2 separate regions of the Homo sapiens genome follow, and region 1 is linked to region 2. A link is a loop called in an ENCODE intact Hi-C map of the cell type or tissue named here. Cell type or tissue: Caco-2. All regions are shown on one strand. Links, peaks and the distances in the headings refer to the core of each region. The heading gives the core; the rest is flanking DNA.

Region 1 (5,388 bases), core at 141-5,140, 79 kb after region 2:
TTCCTAGGAGCAGAAACTAAGATTTAGTTTATTTGTTGGGATCAATACACACTGGCAAGTGAGTGTGGCAGTAGTACAGGGAAGGTAATGCAAGCCAAGAGGATATATTGGACAGCTGGCTACCTTGAACTAATCCTGCAAGACCATGCTGGGACATGACAGAGAACACATGCCTTTGATATATCATGGCCAAGAGGAATGGGAATCAAAATATTAATAATCCCATACTTGTCAGGCATTGCTGAAGGGATATTCTCTGCAGGGACATAATTTTCTAGTCACTTCTGGCTCACCTGTAAGAGAGCACACAATGTAGGTTTCAGCTAGTCGGGGATATCCCACATGCTAAGATATGGTACTGACTATTAGAAATGTGATCAGAAATCCTACAAAGGTGATCTTAACTAGCTTAGGCTGCCATAAGAAAACGCAAAGACTCAGTGGCTTAAACAGAAGACATTTATTTCTCATAGTTCCAGAGGCTGGAAAATCCAAAGTCAAGGTATGACAGATTCAGTTCTTAGTCAAAGCTCTCTTCTTGGCTTGCAGATGGCTTCCTTCTCTCTCTAATCATAGCAAAGAGCAAAAGCTCCAGTATTTTCTCATAAGGAAATAAATCCCATAATGGAGCCTCCACCATCATGACATCATCTAAAACTAATTACATCCCAAGAGGCCCACCTCTCAACACTATCAAGAGTCAAGACTTCAACACGTGAATTCTGGGGGGCGGTTACAAACAATTCATAATGAGAGTCCAAACAATTATAGATTTAGTACTAACAAGTCTACCTCCAAATACGTAATTCTTATAAACATCTTATGACATCGATAGTATTATTATTCTCACTATAGAAATGAAAACAGAGAGACCTGGAAATTTTAGTAATGTTCTCAAGATCACACAGCCTAGAAAGACAAAATAGCCCTGCTTAGTTCTCTGTTTCAAGTCGGTGATTTTAACTTCGTTTTTAGTCTTCAAAGATGTGAGTTTTTCTTGATTTTATATTTGTTTAGTAATAAAGGCTAATGTGTTAACAGTAATAATATAAAATAATGTTTCTTTTTTTACCAAAGATTTTATCTTTTGAACCACAGGTAGAAACTGTGCCTATATGAATGTGGAGTAAATCTAAATTTACTAATTAGGTAAATTACTTATATAGTAATATCACACAGCAGGATTTAGAAATGTCAGTTGTGGGTTTTCTAGGCTACTCAGAGCATTCAGCACAACCCACAGCAAGGCATTATGTTCAAATGATGTATAATTCCCTGATGTTATTTTAGACAGCTTGTATATAAATGAGTACAGAAGAAAGGAGTGGAGTTGGCGTGGGAATATAAGAAAACATGTGTTGAGGGGCAAAGCAGGATAACCAAATAGAAGGCTCCAAAAATCATTGCCCCTGCAAGGACATTAATTTAACAATTATCTACACACAAAAAACACCTTCATAAGAACCAAAAATCAGGTGAGCAGTTACAGTATCTGGTTGTAACTTCCCACCACATAAGAGGCAATAAGAGGGAAGGAAAGACTGTCTTTAATTGCTGATGTTACCACTCACCCATTCCCTGGCAGTGACTCATGGCACAGAGTCTGTGCACTTGGTAGAGCACCAGTCAGAGTCATGAGAACCCCCTTCCAGGACCTAGGGCCCAAACAACCTTTCCAGACACACCGTGGGCTAAAAGGGAAACTACTACCCAACACTGGACAATTTACAAAAGACAGAAGTTTAATTGGACTTACAGTTGCACCTGGCTGGGGAAGCCTCACAATCATGGCTTAAGGCAAGGAAGAGAAAGTCACGTCTTACATGGTTGGGAAGAGTCAAAGAGACAGAACGAGAGCCAAATGAAATGGGTTTCCCCTTTTCAAACCATCAGATCTCATGAGACGTATTCACTACCATGAGAGTATGGGAGAAACTGCCCCCATGATTCAATTATCTCCCACTGGGTCTCTCCCACAACACATGGGAATTATGGGAATACAATTCAAGATGAGATCTGGGTTGGGATATAGAGCCAAACCATCATTCCACCCCTGACCTCTGCCAAAACTTATGTCTTCACATTTCAAAACCAGTCCCCCAAAGTCTTAACTCATTTCAGCATTAACTCAAAAGTCCATAGTCCAATGTCTTATCTGAGACAAGTCCCTTCCACCTATGAGCCTGTAAAATCACAAGCAACTTAATTACTTCTTAGATACAATGGAGGTACAGGTACTGGGTAAATATAGCCATTTCAAATGGAAGAAATTGGCCAAAACAAAGAGGCTATAGGCCCCAGGCAAGTCCAAAATCCAGCAGGGCAGTCAAATATTTAAGCTCTGAAATGATCTCTGTTGACTCCATGTCTCACATCTGGGTCATGCTGATGCAAGAAGTGGGTTCTCTGGTCTTGGACGGCTCTGCCCCTGTGGCTCTGCAGGGTGTAGCCTCCCTCCCAGCTGCTTTCATGTGCTGGTGTTGAATGTCTGGCTTTTCCAGGCTCATGGTGCAAGCTGTCAGTGGATCTACCATTCTGGGGTCTGGAGAATACTGGCCCTCTTCTCACAGTTCCACTAGTTGTTGCCCAAGTAGAGACTCTGTGTGAGGGCTGTGACCCCACATTTCCCTTCCATAATGCCCTAGCAGAGGTTCTCTATGAGAGCCCTGCCCCTGTAGCAAACTTCTGCTTGGATATCCAGGTGTTTCCATACATCCTCTGAAATCTAGGCAGAGATTTCCTAACCTCAATTCTTGACTTCTGTGCCCCAACAGGCTCAAAACCACGTGGAAACTTCCAAGCCTTGGGGCTTGTACCCTCTGAAGCCACAGCCTGAACTGTACCTTGCCCCCTTTTAGTCAAGGGGTGGAGCAACTGGGAGGCAGGGCACCAAGTCCCTAGGCTACATGCAGCACGGGGAACTTGGGCCTGGCCCACGAAACCATTTTTTCCTACTAGGCCTGTAGGAAACGTAATGGGAGGGGCTGCTGCAAAGACCTCTGACATGCCCTGTAGACATTTACCCCTTGTCTTTGGGATTAACATTTGGCTCATCATTACTTATGCAAATTTCTGCAGCTGGCTTGGCTTGAGTTTGTCCTCAAAAAAAAAAAAAAAAAAAAAAAAGAGATTTTCTTTTCTATCACATTGTCAGGCTGCAAATTTTCCAAACTTTTATACTCTGCTTCCCTTATAAAATTGAATGCCTTTAACAGCTCCCAAGTCACCTCTTGAATGCTTTGCTGCTGAGAAATTTCTTCTGTCAGATACCCTAAATCATCTCTCTCAAGTTCAAAGTTCCACAAATCTCCAGGGCAGGGGCAAAATGCTGCCAGTATCTTTGCTAAAACATAATGAGAGTCACCTTTTCTTCCAGTTCCCAACAAGTTTCTCATCTCCATCTGAGCCCACTTTACCCTGGACCTTATTATCCATATTGCCATCAGCATTTTGGGCAAAAGCCATTCAACAAGTCTCTAGGAAGTTCCAAACTTTCCCACGTTTTTCTGTCTTCTGAGCCCACAAACTGTTCCAGCCTCTGCTTGTTACCCAGTTCCAAAGTCACTTCTATATTTTCAGTTATATTTTCAGCAATGCCCTACTCTACTGGTACCAATTTACTGTGTTAGTCCATGTTCATGTTGCTGATAAAGACATACCTTATGAATCTGAGTACTCCTGTATTGGGTACATATATATTTAGGATAGTTAGCTCTTCTTGTTGAATTGATACCTTTACCACTATGTAATGGCCTTATTTGTCTCTTTTAATCTTTGTTGGTTTAAAGTCCATTTTATTAGAGACTAGGATTGCAACCCCTGCTTTTTTTTTTTTTTTCTATCCATTTGCTTGGTAGATCTTTCTCCATCCCTTTATTTTGAGCCTATGTGTGTCTCTGCACATGAGATTGGTCTCCTGAACACAGCACACTGATGGGTCTTGATTCTTTATCCAATTTGCCAGTCTGTGTCTTTTATATGGGGCATTTAGCCCATTTACATTTAAGGTTAATATTGTTACACATGAATTTGATCATGTCATTATGATGTTAGCTGGTTATTTTGCCCATTAAATCGATGCAGTTTCTTCATAGCCTTGATGGTCTTTACAATTTGGCATGTTATTGCAGTGGCTGGTACTGGTTGATTCTTTCCATGTTTAGTGCTTCCTTCAGGAGCTCTTGTAAGGCAGGCCTGGTGGTGACAAAATCCTTAACATTTGCTTGTCTGTAAAGGATTTTATTTCTCCTTCACTTATGAAGCTTGGTTTGGCTGGATATGAAATTCTGGGCTGAAAATTATTTTCTTTAAGAATGTTGAAGATTGGCCCCCACTCTCTTCTGGCTTGTAGAGTTTCTGCTGAGAGATCCACTGTTAGTCTGATTGGCTTCCCTTTGTAGGCAACCCAACCTTTCTCTCTGGCTGCCTTAACATTTTTCCCTTCATTTCAACCTTGGTGCATCTGACAATTATGTGTCTTGGGGTTGCTCTCCTTGAGGAGTATCTTTGTGGCATTCTCTGTATTTCCTGAATTTGAATGTTGGCCTGCCTTGCTATGTTGGGGAAGTTCTCCTGGATAATATCCTGAAGAGTATTTTTCAACTTAGTTCCATTCAAGATCGGGAGAAATTATACCAGATTTTTAGAATACTAAAAAGTGAAAAAGGTAAAAAAAAAAAAAAAAAAAATTAAAAGAGACAAAGAAGGCCATTGCATAATGGTAAAAGGATCAATGCAACAAGAAGAGCTGACTATCCTAAATATATATGCACCCAATACAGGAGCACCCAGATTCATAAAGCAAGTTCTTAGAGACCTACAAAGAGACTTAGACTCCCACACAATAATAATGGGAGACTTTAACACCCCACTGTCAATATTAGACAGATCAATGAGACAGACGGTTAACAAGGATATCCATGACTTGAACTCAGCTCTGCACTGAGCAGACCTAATAGACATTTACAGAACTCTCCACCCCAAATCAACAGAATATACATTCTTCTCAGCACTACCTCACACTTATGCTAAAATTGACCACAAAATTGGAAGTAAAACACTCCTCAGCATATGTAAAAGAACAGAAATCAACAGAATATACATTCTTCTCAGTGCCACATTGCACTTATTCTAACATTGACCACATAATTGGAAGTGAAGCACTCCTCAACAAATGGAAGAGAACAGAAATCACAACAAACTATCTCTCAGACCACAGTGCAATCAAATTAGAATTCAGGATTAAGAAACTCACTTAAAACCACACTACTACATGGAAACTGAGCAACCTGCTCCTGAATGACTACTGGGCAAATAAAGAAACTAAGGCAGAAATAAAGATGTTCTTTGAAACCAATGAGAACAAAGATGCAACGTACCAGGATCTCT
Region 2 (5,388 bases), core at 246-5,245:
CTTTCATTTTCTCTCTTTTTGAATCAAATGTTTCTAATCGTTATCTTCTGCTTGTCTTATCACTGTATGCTGTAAATTATAGGGGCCTTTGGGTTTGTCCACAGATGGATTTAGATAATGAGATTTTGGACTTTGAGTTGATTCTATAATGGGATGAGACTCTGGGACATGTTTTGGTGGGAGAAAATGTATTTTGAAAATGGGAGAGAACTAAATTATCAGTGCTAGAAAATAGACTGAAGTAGTCGGAATTCTAAAATGGCCCTCACGTTACCTATTCCTTTGTACTTGTATAATACTCAGCCTTGATTGTGGGTGGGAATTGTTATATTTAGAAAGAGTTTTTAAAAACCCTCTAATAACTTGACATTGAGTTAATCAAAAGGGAAATTAACCTGGGTATACCTGACCTAACTATGTGAATCCCTAAAAGGGAACTTAGAAGTCAGGGAGACGCTACTGTTGGCCTTATGGTAGCGAATGGCCATGCCTTTAGAAGCTGAGCTCCTCAGTCCTGTAACCACAAGGAGCTCCCGAAGCTCTAGATAAAAAGCAGCCTGGACAATACCTTGTTTGTAGGACTCACAGAATTTGAGCAGAGGATCCAGCTAAGGTGTCCCTGGACTCCTGACCCACACAGGGACAATTAATATGTTCTTTAAAAAAAAAGAAAAGAAAAGAAAACGTGATGTTTGCAATAGTTTTGTACACTGCAATAGAAACCTATTAAAATTTAGAACTGAAAGAAAAGTAAGATTAAGAATTATTTATAGGAAGACAGGGAAAGAGAACTTTCTAGGCAAGGAAAATATCATGTACTTAATCTAACATGTAGGAAACAGAAAGATGATATATAAACTAAAATTATTTCAGTGTGACTGGGACAAAACTTATAAAGCCATGTTAGCAATATTGCCAATGTTTTGGACATTAGGCCAAAATATTTTTATTTACTAACACTTGTTTAATTTTTAAAATACCATCATCAAATGGGTTTTATGATAATCCTCATTTTAAACATGAAGAAATTGAGGTAGAGAGAAGTTTTATGTAATTTGCCCGAAGTCACACAGCTAATAATTGGTACAAGCAGGATTAAAATTCAGGGAGTCTATACCCAGAAAGCTATGAAGCTCTCACTATAGTTAAAGATTAATTTCCAGAGAAGAAACAGAAAGTTTCCAACAGTGATTCATTTTTTAAAAAATGATTTATCTTGTTACTCTTTATACCAGGATCTTATATAAGAAGCAGCTCCCAAAGTTGAAAAAAAAGGATAGAGTGAAAAATTTTACAGTTAGATAATTTAAATATTATAATTATTTCAGGTACTAGTAAAAAGGAAAGTGAAGCCTTCTGAGCAAAGTCAACAATTTATAAAAACAATGCATGCTTTCAGAAAGTGTAAAAGAATTAGAAGATGGGAGACGAAAGGAAAATAAGGAGACAGTAAATACACTTCCATGACTTGCTTAGGAGCCTTATGTTATTTTGCATTATGAAAATATTTTTAACTTAATACTCAATGAGGCTACATATCATTACTAACGCTTGAATAAAATACAGGTTTTCAGTTATAAATATGAGGTATACAGGGTCACAAGGATTTTTAAGAAGTTATTATGAGGCTGGGCACAGTGGCCCACGCCTGTAATCCCAACACTTTGGGAGGCCAAGGTCAGGCGTTCGAGACCAGCCTTGGCAACACAGTGAAACCCTGTCTCTAACTAAAAATACAAAAATTAGCCGGGCATTGTGGTGCTTGCATGTAATTCCAGCTACTTGGGAGGAGATCGAGGCAGGAGAATCACTTAAACCCGGGAGGCAGAGGCTGTGGTGAGCCGAGATTGTGCCGCTACACTCCAGCCTGGACGACAGAGCGAGACTCCATCTCAAAACAAAACAAAACCAAAAAACAAAAAATCCCCACCAAAAACAAACTAACAAACAAGCAAAAAACAAAAGAAGTTATTATGTAATTCTATGCCTTATAAGATAAATAAAAACAAATGAAAGCTTGTTGAAATCTTCTAAATGTTGATCAACCAGAATGTGTTTGTGAGTTACAGTGCAAACCAGAAAGTTTTAAAAACATGTTCACAATATTTTATAAATAATATATTCCAAGGTTTGGAAAATCAACAGATCATATTATTGTATACAGTACCGCATCTTAACTCACAACAATTCTGAATTCAGGTACAAAAGTTATTTTAAAAACAGTCCCAGTTATGGTTCACTTTAGGACACACGGACCTGCACTTCTCTTCCTGTGTTAAAGCCCCTGGGTAGAACTGCAATTCAAAACAGTGTAAACTGGCTGGGCTGGTGGTAAATATTTGTCTTCTTTCCTAAGTGTTGTCAGTCATGCAGTAGCTTGGCTTCTGATATGAGATATGCAAATAGGTTGGGACACGTCAACCGCTTAGAACATTTAGCATGCAGTAATCTTGTCACTAAAGTAAAAGCTATGACTGTTACTCAATGTCAGGCTTTTTTTATTTGGTCCATGATTGTTCAGTATTTAATTACATATCAACTTATCATTTCTCTCCCTCTCTCTCTCTCTCTGTCATTTGTTTCATATACACTGATCAATCATTGATTTTCTAATAGAAGTACTCTTTAAAAAAAAAAAAAAATCACATAGCGGCCGGGCGCAGTGGCTCACGCCTTTAATCCTAGCACTTTGGGAGGCCGAGGCGGGCGGATCACGAGGTCAGGAGATCGAGACCATCCTGGCTAACACGGTGAAACCCCGTCTCTACTAAAAATACAAAAAAATTAGCCGGGAGTAATGGCAGCTGTAGTCCCAGCTCCTCAGGAGGCTGAGGCAGGAGAATGGCGTGAACCCGGGAGGCGGAGCTTGCAGTGATCCGAGATCGCGCCGCCGCACTCCAGCCTGGGCGACAGAGGGAGACTCCGTCTCAAAAAAAAAAAAAAAAAAAAAAAAAAAAAAAATCACATCACATAGCTTTGTTGTTTTTACGCAAATTCTTTCTTCTGTCATTCACATAGTTAATGTATGCAACGTATTTGCGTATTACCATGCATTCTCATGGAATCATAGTTTTCTTTCAAGCTTTCAGAGCCTCCATACATTTATTCCTTATATAATGGCCACAACCTTTAGCTATACTTAGAGACTGGATGTTCCCTCAATGCCTTAATTATTTTCATTATGATTTTTTATTTGGCAGGAATGCCCTAGCCAATTGTCGAAAAGAACATGTTCTCATATTTTTATTTGAATGTCCCCAGTTGTGTAATTTCAGTAGCTTCAAAAACCTTTTGCTATTATTTGACAAATATTATTGATTATAAAGTTAGAGTCACAAAAATGGAAATATTCTATAACTCCTGCTCCTTATCAGAGAAGAGCAGGTCCAATATTACTTTCAATTCTTCCACAGCTTTTGTCTACGTGATTGCTTTTCCTCTTATTATAAGGATTCCTGTCAAACAGCAAATTATTGCATACACTTCTATAACTACAGCAGTGCAAATTTTAAAGTGAATTATTTCCAGTTGCACAACTGTGACTGTCATCATATAGGATATTCTAAAGATACCACATCAGTAGGTAGTTCTTTTCACATGATATCTGCAGTAAGGTGGAAAGAGACTCTCAAGCATTTGTAGGTTAGGTGAGGGGTCACTGCCTCCTTGGTGTTCTGCTACCCATGGCAGCCCATAGGCACATAGTTTCTTCAAAAATCACAAGTAATCAGGAATAAGTCAGGACCAAATTTCCACCTAAAAGTACTATCTGCAGCATGAAAATAATTAATATTTTGTATCTGTGACTTAGAACTCTATTGCACTATCTCTATGGAATACTAAATTATTTATGGCTTTTATAAGTGACATCAATTTTGATGTATATCACAGTAGGTGCTTGGTTTAAATATGCATTTAGACAACCACTGTGATTCACATGATGAAAAACAATATGCAAATTACAGTATCAGTATAACAAATCAAAATGTTCACCAAGATCAAATTCATTATTCAGTAAGAGTTTATTTTAATTTTGTAAGGAACTATAGTAAAATGTAATAATAATATCTTACTAATAGGGAGAGAACATAATTATGTAAAACTGGAATACATTCTAAAAGCAGAGCTCTATGTCTTCAGTGAAGTATAAGACTACCTTTGAATGTTAGTGTCCTCATCTGGAAATGGAATTTGTAATACCTACCTCTGAGAGTTCTTGTGAGGGTTGAATGAGTTAATATGTATAATTTCATCAGTTACTGCTTAACTCACGGTAGAGTCCCATGAGTTTATGGAGTACATGGGTTTTACATTTCAATAACTCTTATTTGCTTTCCTTTTATATTGCGTTATGGACTTGCATCACTACAGTGAATACTCACAAAGTGGTCTATGAACATTAGCTTCAATCAGAAGCTTGTTAGAAATTCAGAATTTGGGGTATAACCCCAGACTTACTGTTTCAGGATTTGAATATTGATAATAAGTCAGGTGATTCTTATACAGATTGAAGTTTGTGAAGCGCTGATATATGTACTATTTCCGATTATTTTTACTAAACTTTTTATAAGATCTATAAATCTAGATCTTACAGCTAGATCTAAATCATTCCATTATTAATATGTATTAGTTGACTTTGGCTTCCTGATAAATCTTTTTTATTTGAATCATTTAAGAAATAAAATTTTAAACAAAATTTATTTCAAAATGAAGTGAATTACTGTGCAAAAATATAGAATACAATATAAAAAAGAAAATGAAGGCAAAGAAGAGGGAGGAAGAAATGGAGAGAAGGGGGATCAAATGGCATTCGAAGGTTTATCAATTGTTCTTAAAGGTTCATCAATTGCTGAAATATCTGTCAAAGCTAAATAGCATCTTTTATTTCTTAGCAATTTGATTTGTATTTGCAGCCTACATTTTGACCAGATGCGAAGGAAAAAGTGCAGTGAATGAGTTCAATCTTTGATTGATGTTCACTGCAAGAGTAGAGCTGTAGAGGCTATTACAAAGCACTATCCAGCACTTTGTAGCTTAAAAAAATGAAACAAGAGGCCGGGTGTAGTGGCTCACTCCTGTAATCCCAGCACTTTGGGAGGCATGGCAGACAGATCACGAGGTCAGGAGTTTGAGACTAGCCTGGCCAACATGGTGAAACTCGTCTCTACTAAAAATGCAAAAAATTAGCTGAGCGTGGTGGTAGGTGCCTGTAACCCCAGCTACTCAGGAGGCTGAGGCAGAAGAATCACTTGAACCCAGGTGGCAAAGGTTGCAGTGAGCTGAGATCATGCCATTGCACTTCAGCCTGGGCAACAAAGCAAGACTCCATCTTGAAAAAAAAAAAAAGAAACAAGAAAATATGAATTATTACAGACTTTCATAGAGCAA

What was found. Hi-C counts contacts between places; a loop is a spot of excess contacts. Peaks named below come from ENCODE experiments on the same cell type or tissue, not always from the same donor. Only the 100,000 strongest peaks of a DNase experiment are listed, where the experiment ranks them.
Region 1: it touches region 2 in a loop (2.6-fold over the local background); 1 of 110 quality-filtered maps calls a loop at or near these places.

Annotation. Positions count from the first base shown.
Region 1 is chr5:23,645,059-23,650,446 of GRCh38, reverse strand. No RefSeq gene overlaps it. Among named protein-coding and RNA genes, the nearest start is that of PRDM9, 140 kb to the right of the region's middle. In Caco-2, for the core only: no CTCF peak of the experiment used is centred there; a DNase peak (open chromatin) is centred at 2,396.
Region 2 is chr5:23,724,440-23,729,827 of GRCh38, reverse strand. No RefSeq gene overlaps it. Among named protein-coding and RNA genes, the nearest start is that of PRDM9, 220 kb to the right of the region's middle. In Caco-2, for the core only: no CTCF peak of the experiment used is centred there; no DNase peak of the experiment used is centred there.